Regions from separate parts of the Homo sapiens genome. Here region 2 is linked to region 1. Evidence: chromatin contacts called from ENCODE Hi-C or POLR2A ChIA-PET data. All regions are on one chromosome and are shown on one strand. Each heading gives the region's core, a stretch centred on a gene start or an enhancer-like site at or near the end of the contact. The rest is flanking DNA. Distances are from core to core; before and after follow the strand shown.

Evidence for each region. Hi-C counts contacts between places; a loop is a spot of excess contacts on that map. ChIA-PET counts read pairs that join two places held with the same protein, here RNA polymerase II (POLR2A). Pooled maps may share reads with other maps.
Region 2: a pooled map shows a loop between it and region 1 (4-fold over the local background). The contact joins two enhancer-like sites. A Hi-C loop is called at or near these places in 1 of 50 pooled maps. POLR2A ChIA-PET finds 5 or more read pairs at or near these places in 2 of 52 experiments (HEK293 and activated CD4-positive, alpha-beta T cell).

Annotation. Positions count from the first base shown.
Region 1 is chr19:48,102,947-48,109,806 of GRCh38, forward strand. PLA2G4C (phospholipase A2 group IVC) reads right to left here. Exons shown (of 17, transcript NM_003706.3): 2 at 3,576-3,615; 3 at 2,387-2,498; 4 at 1,642-1,778. The coding sequence starts at 3,583. Among named protein-coding and RNA genes, the nearest start is that of PLA2G4C, 4.4 kb to the right of the region's middle. Within about 2 kb of position 4,590, at least 12 of the 41 ENCODE cell types and tissues checked have a DNase peak (open chromatin) inside an H3K27ac peak, as active enhancers do.
Region 2 is chr19:48,409,777-48,416,636 of GRCh38, forward strand. GRIN2D (glutamate ionotropic receptor NMDA type subunit 2D) reads left to right here. Exons shown (of 14, transcript NM_000836.4): 5 at 4,215-4,329; 6 at 4,597-4,808; 7 at 5,088-5,256; 8 at 6,226-6,379. Among named protein-coding and RNA genes, the nearest start is that of GRIN2D, 20 kb to the left of the region's middle. RefSeq lists enhancers at 4,612-5,333, 5,039-5,178. Within about 2 kb of position 4,288, at least 4 of the 41 ENCODE cell types and tissues checked have a DNase peak (open chromatin) inside an H3K27ac peak, as active enhancers do.

The sequences.
Region 1 (6,860 bases), core at 3,340-5,839:
AAACCAAGGCACAAAGAAGTATGTCTGGGCTCGTAACAGCCCACAAAGGACAGCTCCAGGAACTAACCCAAAGCTGTTGAAATATAAGGCTTTCGTTGTTGTTGTTTGTAGAGATGGGGTCTTGCTATGTTGCCCAGGCTGGTCTTGAACTCCTGGGCTCAAGAGATCCTCCCACCTCGACCTCCCAAAGTACTGGGATTACAGGTGTGAGTCCCTGTGTCCAGCCAGGCCTGCCTTTTTAACCACAGCAGTCTCGGAAAGATTCCAGAAGAAATCATGGGGTTCCTATCTCAATAGCGCCCCCTGGAGTTCTGCAATGTGCAGTACAGCTAAACCCCCACGCCATGTCACTCAACATGTTAGATGAGCCTTGGAGGAATAGAGGGGTCCGGTGTGACTCTGCAGGACCTTTCCCACTCCCAAGCTCTGCAGCTCTGCTCTTCATGCTGTCGCCTCCAGGAACCTCATCCTCCACATCCAGCTCAGAACCCAGCTCCAGATCAAACTTTGAGCACAGAAATGAAAACAAATCAGGCCAGCCAGGCTCAACATTCATGCCTCTGCCCTGCCTATCTCACACTCGAGCCTCTGCTGCTCTGCCTAGCCTTACCTCCTGCTCTGAAAATGTGCCAAGATCGATTAGTCATGTCTGCCCTGGGCTTGGCAACAAACATGCAGACATGAGTGTTTCATACCTGCCATCTGGGGCCTCCTGAATGAGACAGTCCTACACGGATTAATGCAATACTTTATCATAGAGGCTGATAAGTTAAAAGGGCTGTATTCTATCCACCTGCAGTGTGAAAAGTGCACCTGAACATGTAAATCCTCCTTTAATGTCAGAAGGTAGTATTATTATGCTTTGTCCATGGCTTTGTGTAGCAAAGAAAGATACTTGGTGTTTTCCCCTGCTTCCTGGTGCAGAGTTCCTAAAACCCTTGGAATTTTCTTTTTTAGAAAAAAAAAATTTTTTTTTTGAGACAGGGTCTCTCTGTCACCCAGGCTGGTGTGCAGTGGTGTGATTGTAGCTCAATGCAGCCTCAGCCTCCCAGGCTAAAGCAATCCTCCTGCCTCAACTTCCTGAGTAGCTGGGACCATAGGCATGCACCACCACGCCTGGCTAATTTTTTCACTTTTTGTAGAGATGGGGTCTTGCTATGTTGCCCCGCCTGGGTCTCAAACTCCTAGACTCAAGCGATCTTCCTGCCTCAGCCTCCCAAAGTTCTGGGATTACAGGCGTGAGCCACCACACCTGGCCCATCTTTTGTAATACACCAGCAATTGTAAGTAAAGTGTGTTCCTGAGTTCTGTGAGCTATTCCAGTAAATTATTGAACATGAGGCGGAAGCTGTGGGAAACCCCAAACTATTGCCAGTCGGTCAGAAGCACCAGCGGCTAGGTAATTGCAACTCGTGTCTGAAGTGGGAGCAGTTTTTTGGGACTGAGCCCCTTTCACCTGTGGAATCTGATGTGAACTCCAGGTAGCCAGCGTCAGAATTGCTCAGAATTGTAGGACACCCAGCTAGTACCAGAGAGCTCGAGAAGCAGCGTTGGAAAAAACCACACACATTTGGTGTCAGGAGGAAAAAAATAATCCCATTTATGTGTCAGAAAGCAATCTGAAACATGAGTGATGCTTACCAAGTGGATCCAGAGACCCCTGCGAGGTACGTGACGGCATCCAACAGGCCCTGTTCTTTCATCTCACTCAGGACCCCAAGGCAGGCAATGTGAGCCCGCAGTCCTCCGCCTGAGCCCAGCACAGCAACAACTGGGGCCTAGGCATTGGGGAGAAAATCGATCAGAGGTTTAGAGCCTGAGGATGGAGGTGGGAACAAGAAGAAGGGTACCTGGGGCCGGGCACCGTGGCTCACGCCTGTAATCCCAGCACATTGGGAGGCCGAGGCAGGTGGATCACTTGAGGTCAGGAGTTCAAGACCAACCTGGTCAATGTGGTAAAACCCCATCTCTACTAAAAATACAAAAATTAGCTGGGTGTGGTGGCACACACCTGTAATCCCAGCTGCTCAGCAGGCTGATGCAGGGGAATAGCTTGAACCTGGGAGGTGGAGGTTGCAGTGAGCCAAGATCATGCCACTGCATTCCAGCCTGGGTGACAGAGCGAGACGTTGTCTCAAAAAAAAAAAAAAAAAAAAAAGAAAGAAAAGAAAAGAAAAAGAAAGGAGGAGGAGGAGAAGGAGGAGACCTAGGATCTCCCTTAGGCAGGGGCAATGCCTGTCCCATAGAAGTTCATATCCTTCTATTTCTATCCCATAGAAGTTCATATCCTTCGGTCCAGCTCTCCCTGGCTGAGTTGGGCCCTGGACACTGGGCACAGAGGGGGCGATTCTGGGATCTCTGGGGCCACCCTCCTCCCCTCACTTACCTCATCAGCCTCAATCCTTAGCTTCTTCAGAGCTTTCAGCACATGAAGTCTTCGTCTCTCCACGGCCGCCTTTTCTTCTTTCTGGAGCCCAGGAATTATGGAAACTTCAGAGCTTCCCAGGAGAAAACACAAAGAAGTCCAGAAAATTCACAGGGAAAAGGGATAAAACACAGAATTTGACCTAGAACTGGGCTGTCCAAGCAGGTAGCCACCAGCCCACGGGTACATGGTTTCCTTTTGGGGTGAGGAAAATATTCTGAAACTAGATAGAGGTGATGGTTGTACAACACTGTGAATGCATTGAATGCCAGTCAATTATTCACTTTTCAAAATGGTTAATTTTGGGGCCAGACGCGGTGGCTCACACCTGTAATCCCAGCACTTTGGGAGGGTGAGGTGGGTGGATCACTTGAGCCCAGGAGTTCAAGACCAGCCTGGCCAACATGGTGACATACCTCCCTCCCTCCCTCCCTCCCTCCCCTTCCCTCCCCTCCCTCCCTCCCTCCCTTCCTTCCATCCTTCCTTCCTTCCTCCTTCCTTCCTTCCCTCCTTCTTTCCCTCCCTCCCTCCCTCCCTCCCTCCCTCCCTCCCTCCCTCCCTCCCTCCCTCCCTCCCTTCTTTCTTTCTTTCTTTCTTTCTTTCTTTCTTTCTTTCTTTCTTTCTCTTTCTCTCTCTCTTTTTTGAGACAGAGTCTCGCTCTGTTGCCCAGGCTGGAGTGCAGTGGCGCAATCTCAGTTCACTGCAACCTCCACCTCCCCGGTTCAACAATAAGACAGGGTCTTGCTCTGTTGCCCACCACCAGTGCGGTGGTGCAATCATAGCTTACTGCAGCCTTGAACACCGGGACTCAAGTGATCCTCATGTCTCAGCCTCCTAAGTAGCTTGGACTACAGGTGTGTACCACTATGCTTGGCTAATTTTTAAAAATATTTTCTTTTATTGTAGAGATAGGGTTTCACCATGTTGCCCAGGCTAGTCTCGAACTCTGGGGCTCAAGAGATCTTCTTGCCTCGGCCACCAAAAGTGCTGGGGTTACAGGCATGGGCCACCATGCCCAACCTTCAGCTCTTTCCATCTATCTCCACCAAGCGAGAGGAACTGTCACAGCCCTCACCTCTTGACACTCACTATGCATTCCATTACACAAATGCTCTGCTTCCCCATAGTGGTCAGCTCTAAGAGGACTTACCTTCCCATGGTGCACTGCGGTCAGAAAATTCTCAGTCCTCCTGCCAAAGAAATGGCTCTTCTTAGTCCTGTGCCCACTGTTGGGCTTAGCAAAGACAGTGGGGGAGGGCTGGGACTGTCACGGGCTCATGGGTTCTCCTTGTCCACTGCCCAGACAAAACCAATGCGAACAGCAGGTGTTGCAGCAAAGAGAGAGAGTTTAATAATCTCAGGGGCGGCCAAGCGAGGAGAATGGGAGAAATATTTCAAGCGCGTCTCTCTGAAAATTTGGAGGCTAGGGTTTTTCCTCGCTCTTTCTCTTTCTCTGCCTCTGTCTCTGTCTCTGTCTGTCTCTCTCTCTTTAGATGAAGTTTCCCTCTTGTTGACCAGGCTGGAGTGCATTGGCATGATCTCGGCTCACTGCATCCTCCGCCTCCCGGGTTCAAGCGATTCTCCTGCCTCAGCCTCCTGAGTATCTGGGATTACAGGCATGCACCACCATGCCCGGCTAATTTTTGTATTTTTAGTAGAGATGGGGTTTCTCCATGTTGGCCAGGCTGGGCTTGAACTCCCGACCTCAGGTGATCCACCCGCCTTGGCCTCCCAAAGTGCTGGGATTACAGGCACGAGCCACCGCGTCCGACCTGAGACTAGGGTTTTTTAAGGAAACTTTGGTGGGCAAGGGGCTGAGGGAACAATTGATCGGCTATGGATGAAATCACAGGTGTGTCCAAAACTATCTTTGTATAGCTGAGTCAGTTCCTGGGAGCGGGTCTCAGGACCAGGTGGTAGCTCTTGGTCTGCCAAAATGCTCACTCTGAAAACTATCTCAAAGACAATTTCTTTTTTTTAAAACAAAAACAAAACGAAACATTATTGCCAGGAGCAGTGGCTCATGCCTGTAATCCCAGCACTTTGGGAGGCCGAGGCAGTCAGATCACTTGAGGTCAAGAGTGACCAGAAGACAAGTGTGAGCCCTCTGTCATGCCCGAATAGGGCCACTAGAGGGCCCCTTGGTCTTGGGGTAACGCCAGCGTCTGGGAAGATGCCCATTGCCTAGCGGACCTTGGTCTAGCGGTTGCGTCAGTGCCTAGAGACCAGGAAAGGGAGTCTCCCTTTCCCCGGGGGAGTTAGGGAAGACTCTGCTCCACCGCCTCCTGTGGAGGGCCTGAGTGATGTCAGGCCCGCCCGCAGTTATCCAGAGGCCTGACCATCTCCCTGTGATGCTGTGCTTCAGTGGTCACACTCCTGTTTCACTTTCCTGTTCCACTCTGTATACCTGGCTGCACCCTCTAGATAGCAGTAGCAGAATTAGTGAAAGTATTAAAATATTAAAGTCTTTGATCTTTCTGAAAAGAACATAAAAGAAATAATGACATAAGCTATCCTCTCTCTCTACGCCTTGGCTACCTAACATAGAAGGGCTCCCTGTCCAGTGGACACGTGACTCACATGACCTTATCAATCATTGGAGATGACTCACACTCCTTACTCTGCCCCTTATTATCCAATAAATAACAGCGCAGCCAGGCATTTGGGGCCACTATCGGTCTCTGCGTCTTGGTGGTAGTGGTCCCCCAGGCCCAGCTGTCTTTTCTTCTATCTCTTTGTCTTGTGTTTTTATTTCTACGATCTCTCGTCTCCGCACATGGGGAGAAAGACCCACAGACCCTGCAGGGCTGGTCCCTACAGTGGCGCAATCATAGCTCACTGCAGCCTCCAACTCTTGGGCTCAAGCAATCCTCCTGCCTTGGCCTCCTGGGTTGCTGGGACTACAGGCATGCACCACCACGTCTGGCAAAGTTTTAATTTTTTTGTAGAGATTGAGGTCTCACTATGTTGCCCAGGCTGGTCTCATTCTCCCGGGCTCATGCAATCCTCCTGCCTCAGCCTCCCAAGAAGTGGGGATTACAGGTGTTAGCTACCACACCCCACTAAAAAGCTGAGTTCTGTGTTTCACGACAGTGATATTATTTATAGAAGTAGCTGGGGAAGTTATAAATCATGCGACCCCTGGTTACGTGACTCTGGAGCACATATAGAAAAGGAAGCTAAGGGATGGCAGGTCATTCTTCAACCCACGACTGTTCTTTAGCAAAGTTCCAGCACCTTCATGATTCTAACCTTGTCTTATGAATGTGACTTCAGGCCAGGCACAGTGGCTCATGGCTGTAATCCCAGCACCTTAAGAGGCCGAGGTGGGAGGATCACTTGAGGTCAGGAGTTGGAGACCAGCCTGGCCAACATGGTGAAACCTTATCTCTACTAAAAGTACAAAAGTCACCTGGGCATGATGGCGGGCGCCTGTAATCCCAGCTACTCAGGAGGCTGAGGGAGGAGAATCACTTGAACTCAGGAGGTGGAGGTGCCAGTGAGCAGAGATCATGCCATTGCACTCCAGTCTGGGCAACAAGAGTGAAACTCTGTCTCAAAACTAAATAAATAAATAAAAAGTAAATGAATGTGGCTTCAATCTCTCAACAAGGACTGGGGGTCAGTTTTCTTTGTCTCAAAGTTTAACTATGAATTAAATTCCTCTCATGGTAATTTTGGCCTCTGCACTAGAATAAGAAAAAAAAATCTAGCCTGTGAGGTTAGAAACAAGATGGTCAGTCATGTTAGCTTTCTCTCATTACTTACATTTCTGCGAAGGCAGTTTCAAGACCCCCCTTATGAAATTAATCAGCTTCCCCCCACCACCTCCAAATTCATATGTTGGACTTGTAACCCCCAGAACCTCAGAATGTGACTGTATTTGGACATAGGATTCTTTTTCGTTGTTTGCTTTTTGAGACAGGGTCTTGCTTTGTCACCCAGGCTGGAGTGCAGTGGTGTGATCGTGGCTCACTGCAGCCTCAGCCTCCTGGGCTCAAGCGAGCCTCTCACCTCAGCCTCCCGAGTAGCTGGAAGTGCAGGTACATGCTACCATCTCCAGCTAAATTTTTTATGTTTTGTAGAGATCAGGTCTTGTTATGTCACCCAGGCTGGTCTTGAACTCCTAGGCTCAAGAGAGCTTTCCACCTTGGCTTCCCAAAACGCTGGGATTATAGGCATGAGTCATCGCACTCGGCCAGACATAGGCTCTTAAAGGGGTGACTAAGTTAAAGTGGGGTCCTGAGGGTGGCCTGGAATTTGGTTTGATTGGTTTATTTTATTTTATTTTTTTTTGAGATGGAGTCTCGCTTTGTGCCCTAGGCTGGAGTGCAGTGGCGCAGTCTCGGCTCACTGCAAGCTCCGCCTTCCGGGCTCACGCCATTCTCCTGCCTCAGCCTCCGGAGTAGCTGGGACTACAGGCGCCCGCCACCAC
Region 2 (6,860 bases), core at 3,038-5,537, 310 kb after region 1:
GATTCTTTTTTTTCTTTTTTTTGAGATACAGTCTCGCTCTGTTGCCCTGGCTGGAGTGCAGTGGCACAATCTTGGTTCAGTGCAACCTCAACCTCCCTCCCGGGTTTAAGTGATTGTCCTGCCTCAGCCTCCTGAATATCTGGGATTACAGGTGCCCGCCACCATGCCCGGCTAATTCTTGTATTTTTAGTAGAGACGGGGTTTCACCATGTTGGCCAGGCTGGTCTAAAACTCCTGACCTCAAGTGATCTGCCCCCCTCAGCCTCCCAAAGTGCTGGGATTACAGGCGTGAACCACTGCGCCCAGCCTGGACTTGATTCTGAGAGTAGTGGGGAGTTCACCGGAAATAGTATTCCAGTCAGGGGAAACGAGCATATGCAAAAACCCAGAGGGGAGAGAAACTTGGGCAGATGGTGGGACCACAATAGTTCCAAGCAGATGAAGGCCACAGAATTAGGAGTCAGAGTGACAGGCCAGGCGTGGTGGCTCACGCCTGTAATCCCAGCACTTTGGGAGGCCGAGGCGGGCGGATCACGAGGTCAAGAGATTGAGACCATCCTGGCCGACACAGCAAAACCCCGTCTCTACTAAAAATACACAAATTAGCTGGACATGGTGGTGCACGCCTGTAATCCCAGCTACTCGGGAGGCTGAGGCAGGAGAACCGCTTGAACCCAGGAGACGGAGGTTGCAGTGAGCTGAGATCGTGCCACTGCACTCCAGCCTGGGCAACAGAGTGAGACTCTGACTCAAAAAAAAAAAAAAAAAAAAAAAAGCAGTCGGAGTGTGGGTGGCACCAGGCCTTTGCCTTCAATGCAGGTTGAGAGGCCTGGATCTGTTCCACAGCACTGGTGAGCCAGGGGTGGGTTATGAGCAGGAGACGGGTGGCGTGAGTTTTGGGTATAGAAAGACGCCTCTGGGACCTGGTGGGGAACAGACTGGAGTAGAGAGATTGGAGGCTGGAGGCCAGGCAGGAGGCTGGGATGAGGGCCTAGGAGGGCTGTGGGGAGGCACAGAAGAAGACAGGGCAGAGAGAGCCCCAGGCCAGGAAGAAGGAGACTTGGGGACCGATAGGCTGGGTAGCGGGAGGGAGGAAGGCGGCTAAGAGTCTAGTCCAGTGACTGGGTGGATGACATGAGAGACAGTCAGAGTACCCAGGGTGATGTTGCATAGTGAAGATATTGAGGAGTCCAGGGACACCCCCGGCCATCCCCAGCCCTGGGCACTTCTAACCAGAGGAAGAGACATTTGAGCTCAGTCTTTAAGACACATGGAGTTGGTCAAGGCTGGGTACAGCGGCTCGTGCCAGTAATCCCAGCACTTTGGGAGGTCAAAGCAAGTAGATCATCTGAGCTTGGGACATGGCGAAACCTCGTCTCCACCAAAAATACAAAAATTAGTTGGGCATGGCGGTGCACATTTAAAGTCCCAGCAGCTTCACAGGAGGCTGAGGTGGAAGGATCACTTGAGCCTGTGAGGCAGAGGTTGCAGTGAGCCAAGATCACGCCATTGCACTGCAATCTGGGTGACAGAGTGAGACCCCGTCTCAAAATAATAATAATAATAATAATAATAATAATAATAATAATAATAGGCCGGCAGTGGTGGCTCACGCCTGTAATCCCAGAACTTTGGGAGGCCGAGGTGGGCAGATCACAAGGTGAGGAGTTCAAGACCAGCCTGACCAACATGGTGAAACCCTGTCTCTACTAAAAATACAAAATTAGGCAGGCGCGGTGGTGCTTGCCTGTAATCCCAGCTACTCAGGAGGCTGAGGCAGGAGAATCGCTTGGACCTGGGAGGCGGAGGTTCCAGCGAGCTGAGATTGCACCATTGCACTCCAGCCTAGGTGACAGAGCAAGACTCCATCTCAATAATAAATAAATAAATAAATAAGAAGAATAGTTGGTCAGGATAAGGGGTGGTATAAGGTTTTTCAGGCAGAGAGAACAGCATCTGCAAAGTCCTAGAGATAAGAAATCACTTGACATGTTTGGGAGACACCTTGAAGCCAGTGTTGATAGAGAAAAAAAAAAAGAATTTTGGGGTGAAAAGAGTTTGAAGTTTGAGGGTGGGAACTCTCAGAGATGCGGCTTCAGAGGAAGGCAAAGCCAGAACAAAAACAGACTCTAGGGGCCTGGCACAGTGATTCACACCTGTAATCCCACTATGTTGGGAGGTTGAGGTGGGAGGATCACTTGAACTCAGGAGTTCAAGACCAGCCTGGGAAAAGTAGTGAGACCCTATCTCTACTTAAAAAAAAAAAGAGGCTGGGCGTGGTGGCTCATGCCTGTAATCCCAGCACTTTGGAAGGCCGAGGCAGGCGGATCACAAGGTCAGGAGATCAAGACCATCCTGGCTAACACGGTGAAACCCCGTCTCTACTAAAAAAAATACAAAAAATTAGCTGGGTGTGGTGGCAGGTGCCTGTAGTCCCAGTTACTTGTGAGGCTGAGGCAGGAGAATGGCGTGAACCTGGGAGGTGGAGCTTGCAGTGAGCCAAGATCGCACCACTACACTCCAGCCTGGGCGACAGAGCGAGACTCTGTCTCAAAAATAAATAAATAAATACATACATACATACATAAAAATTTAAAAAAAAGAAAAGAAGAAAGAGAAAGAAAAGAAAGAAAGAAAGAGAAAGAAAAGAAAGAAAGAAAGAAAGAAAGAAAGAAAGAAAGAAAGAAAGAAAGAAAGAAAGAAAGAGAGAGAAAGAAAGAGGCGGGCCAGGCCAGGCGCGGTGGCTCACGCTTGTAATCCCAGCCCTTTGGGAGGCTGAGGCGGGCGGATCACCTGAGGTCATGAGTTCGAGACCACCCTGGTCAACATGGTGAAACCCTGTCTCTACTAAAAATACAAAAAATTAGCCGGGCATGGTCGTGGGCGCCTGTAATCCCAGCTACTCGGGAGGCTGAGGCAGGAGAATTGCTTGAACCCGGGAGGCGGAGGTTGCAGTGAGCTGAGACCACACCATTGCACTCCAGCCTGGGCAACAAGAGCAAAACTCTGTCTCAAGAAACAAAAACAAAAACAAACAAAAAACCACACATTAAAAAAAAAAAAAAAAGAAAGAGGAGGGCATGGTGGCTCATGCCTGTAATCCCAACACTTTGGGAGGCTGAGGCAGGTGGATCACTGAGGCTGAGGTCAGGAGTTCTAGACCAGTCTGGCCAACATGGTGAAACCCCATCTCTACTAAAAATACAAAAATTAGCTGGACATGGTGGTGAACACCTGCAATCCCAGCTACTCAGGAGGCTGAGGCAGGAGAATTGCTTGAACCCGGGAGGCGGAGGTTGCAGTGAGCCGAGACCATACCATTGCACTCCAGCCTGGGCAACAAGAGCAAGACTCTGTCTCAAAAAACAAAAACAAAAACAAACAAAAAAACCACACATTAAAAAAAAAAAAAAAGAAAGAGGGCATGGTGGCTCATGCCTGTAATCCCAACACTTTGGGAGGCTGAGGCAGGTGGATCACTGAGGCTGAGGTCAGGAGTTCTAGACCAGTCTGGCCAACATGGTGAAACCCCATCTCTACTAAAAATACAAAAATTAGCTGGACATGGTGGTGAACACCTGCAATCCCAGCTACTCAGGAGGCTGAGGCAGGAGGATTGCTTGAACCAGGAGGCGGAGGTTGCAGTGAGCGAAGATCATGCCACTGCACTCCAGCCTGGGTGACAGAGCAAGACTCTGTCTCAAAAAACAAAACAAAAACAAAAACAAACAAAATATTAGCCAAGCATGGTGGTGCATGTCTATAATCCCAGCTACTTGGGAGGCTGAGGCAGGAGAATCACTTGAACCCAGGAAGTGGAGGTGGCAGTGAGCCAAGATCATACCACTGCACTCCAGCCTGGGAGACAGAGCAAGACTCTGTCTCAAAAAAAAAAAAAAAAAAAAAGACCAGCCTGGGAAAAATAGTGAAACCCCATCTCTACTTTAAAAAAGAAGGAAAGAAAAGGGGACTCTAGGGCCTCAACACCAAGCTGAAAGAGAGTCTGGAACCTTATCCTGGGGGGCACTGGGCAGCCAAGGGGAGGGTGCTGAGCAGGGAAGGGGTATATTCGTGTTTTTGAGACCTTGGAGGTAAAAGAAGAGAGATTCCAGCTGGGGGCTGGGGCTGGTCTGCAGAAAGGGGACTTTCTCTGCCTTCCGCTGCCAAGGTCCAGCCCAGGCCCCAGCATGTCCCCTTTCCCTCCTCCTGGGCAGGTACTTCATGAACATCACGTGGGATAACCGGGATTACTCCTTCAATGAGGACGGCTTCCTAGTGAACCCCTCCCTGGTGGTCATCTCCCTCACCAGAGACAGGACGTGGGAGGTGGTGAGTCGTAGCCCCAGACCTCAGGCATGGCAGAGGGTGTGGACTCCTGCATCCTGGCAGAGGGGGGGCTTGAGGTCGTGGACTAAGAGGGAGGAGGGGACAAGGAGCCTGGACTCCTGGGTCCTGGGATCTGAAGGTGGGAGGGGCTCCTGGGTCTTGGAAGAAGCTGCTGCCCACACACCTAGGTCTGAGGGAAGAGGATCATGGAGGCCAGGATACACCGGGAAGTCTTCCCAGGAAGCCTGACTCTCTTTCCCTTTGGCCAAGGTGGGCAGCTGGGAGCAGCAGACGCTCCGCCTCAAGTACCCGCTGTGGTCCCGCTATGGTCGCTTCCTGCAGCCAGTGGACGACACGCAGCACCTCACGGTGGCCACGCTGGAGGAAAGGCCGTTTGTCATCGTGGAGCCTGCAGACCCTATCAGCGGCACCTGCATCCGAGACTCCGTCCCCTGCCGGAGCCAGCTCAACCGAACCCACAGGTGACAGCTCGGGATCCAGGAGTTCCGGCTCCAAAACCCGCCTCCCGTGAAGCCCAGTAGTCTGGGCCCCCAGCCCCCTCCTCCCTTGGGACCCAGGACCCACAAAGCCCTCCAGCTTGGTGACCTTAGGCAAACCTCAGAATTCTTTGAGCCTGAGTTTCCCCTGAAAGCGCTAACCATAGTTTTAGCTGCCGCCTATCCCTTCCTCCATATCCTCTCTTCATGAGAGAGTCTAAGGAGGGGGTCCCCAAACTCCCCAAGCCTGGTCACTGCCCGCAGCCCTCCACCGGATGCCCCCCGCCCGGAAAAGCGCTGCTGCAAGGGTTTCTGCATCGACATTCTGAAGCGGCTGGCGCATACCATCGGCTTCAGCTACGACCTCTACCTGGTCACCAATGGCAAGCACGGAAAGAAGATCGATGGCGTCTGGAACGGCATGATCGGGGAGGTGAGGGGGCGGACGGGAGGCGGGGAATCTTCGGGGCGGAGTCGAGAGGCGGGCACAGCCGGGCGTGGTGGCTCACGCCTGTAATCCCAGCACTTTGGGAAGCCGAGGCGGGCGAATTGCCTGAGCTCAGGGGTTCGAGACCAGTTTGGGCAAAACGGTGAAACCCCGTCTCTACTAAAATGCAAAAAATTAGCCGTGCGTGGTGGCGGGCGCCTGTAATCCCAGCTACTCGGGAGGCTGAGGCAGGAGAATTGCTTGAACCCGGGAGGCGGAGGTTGCAGTAAGCGGAGATCGCGCCACTGCACTCCAGCCTGGGCACAGAGTGAGACTCAGTCTCAAAAAATAATAATAAAAAAAAAGAGGTCGGCACCCTGGGGCAGGGGCGCGGCCAAATTGAGGAAACACCTGATTGGGGCCTGGGGCGGGGTCGCGGGAGGGACATGCCTTGGAACAGGGGGCGGGGTCAGGAGGTGTCAGGGGCGGGGTTTGGAGGAGGGACTTTGGAGCAGAGGAGGCGGGGCTAGGAGGGTGGGACTCCTAGGGGAAGGGGGCAGGGCTGGGAGGAGGGACTTTGGGGCAGTGGAGGCGGGGCTAGGAGGGTGGGACTCCTAGGGGAAGGGGGCGGGGCTGGGAGGAGGGACTTTGGTACAGAGGAGGAGGGGCCAGGAGGGTGAGAATCTAGGGGAAGAGGGTGGGGCTGGGAAGATCTGGACCAAGGCCTTGAGGTCTTGCTGGGAGCAGCCGGGTAGGACGCGGGCTACCAATTCCCAATCTTGTTCCCCATTTCTCACCTCCGCCCTTCCCTGCCCCACTCTTCGTCCCCCTCCTCACCCACCTCGCAATCCCTCTTGGCCCCTTCCCTCACCCTGTCACTGGTCTGCTCCCGGGGCCCGTCTCTGCTCGCCGTCCGTGTCAGTCTGTCCGCTTGAGCCGGGTTCCCCCGCCCACTCCTCATCGCCCCCACCCCAGGTGTTCTACCAGCGCGCAGACATGGCCATCGGCTCCCTCACCATCAACGAGGAGCGCTCCGAGATCGTGGACTTCTCCGTCCCCTTCGTGGAGACCGGCATCAGCGTCATGGTGGCGCGCAGCAATGGCACGGTGTCCCCCTCGGCCTTCCTCGGTAATCTGGGGCCCTGGGACAGGGAGCTAGCCCTAGGCAAAGTAGCCGTCCCCAACCGTGTGGGCCCTGGGATCAGAAAACCTGGGTTCCCGGTATCATCGGTACTTGAACCCGCTGTGCAACTTCGGTGAAGTGACATCATTTCTGAACCTCAGTTTCCTAATCTACAAGATGGAAGAAATAATTTCCCTACCCAGAAGACATTTCATCAAGAGGCTAAAGAAGCTTGAGCTCAGGAGCCTTCTCTTGCACTGCAGCTTCCAAGCCCTGCACCTGGTTTTGTATTCATAAGGTTGAATTATTTTTTCTCAAAGAGAGCCCTCCAAATTGTGCAAGCTTCAGGCCCCACAAAACCCAAGTGTTTTCCTGTACTAGGTATGAGATGAAGAGAACAAATTAGCATGGTACCAATACCTTGTAAGCACTTAAGTCACCATCAGTGTTTACTGAGCATCTACTATGTGCCAGGTGGTGGGCTCCA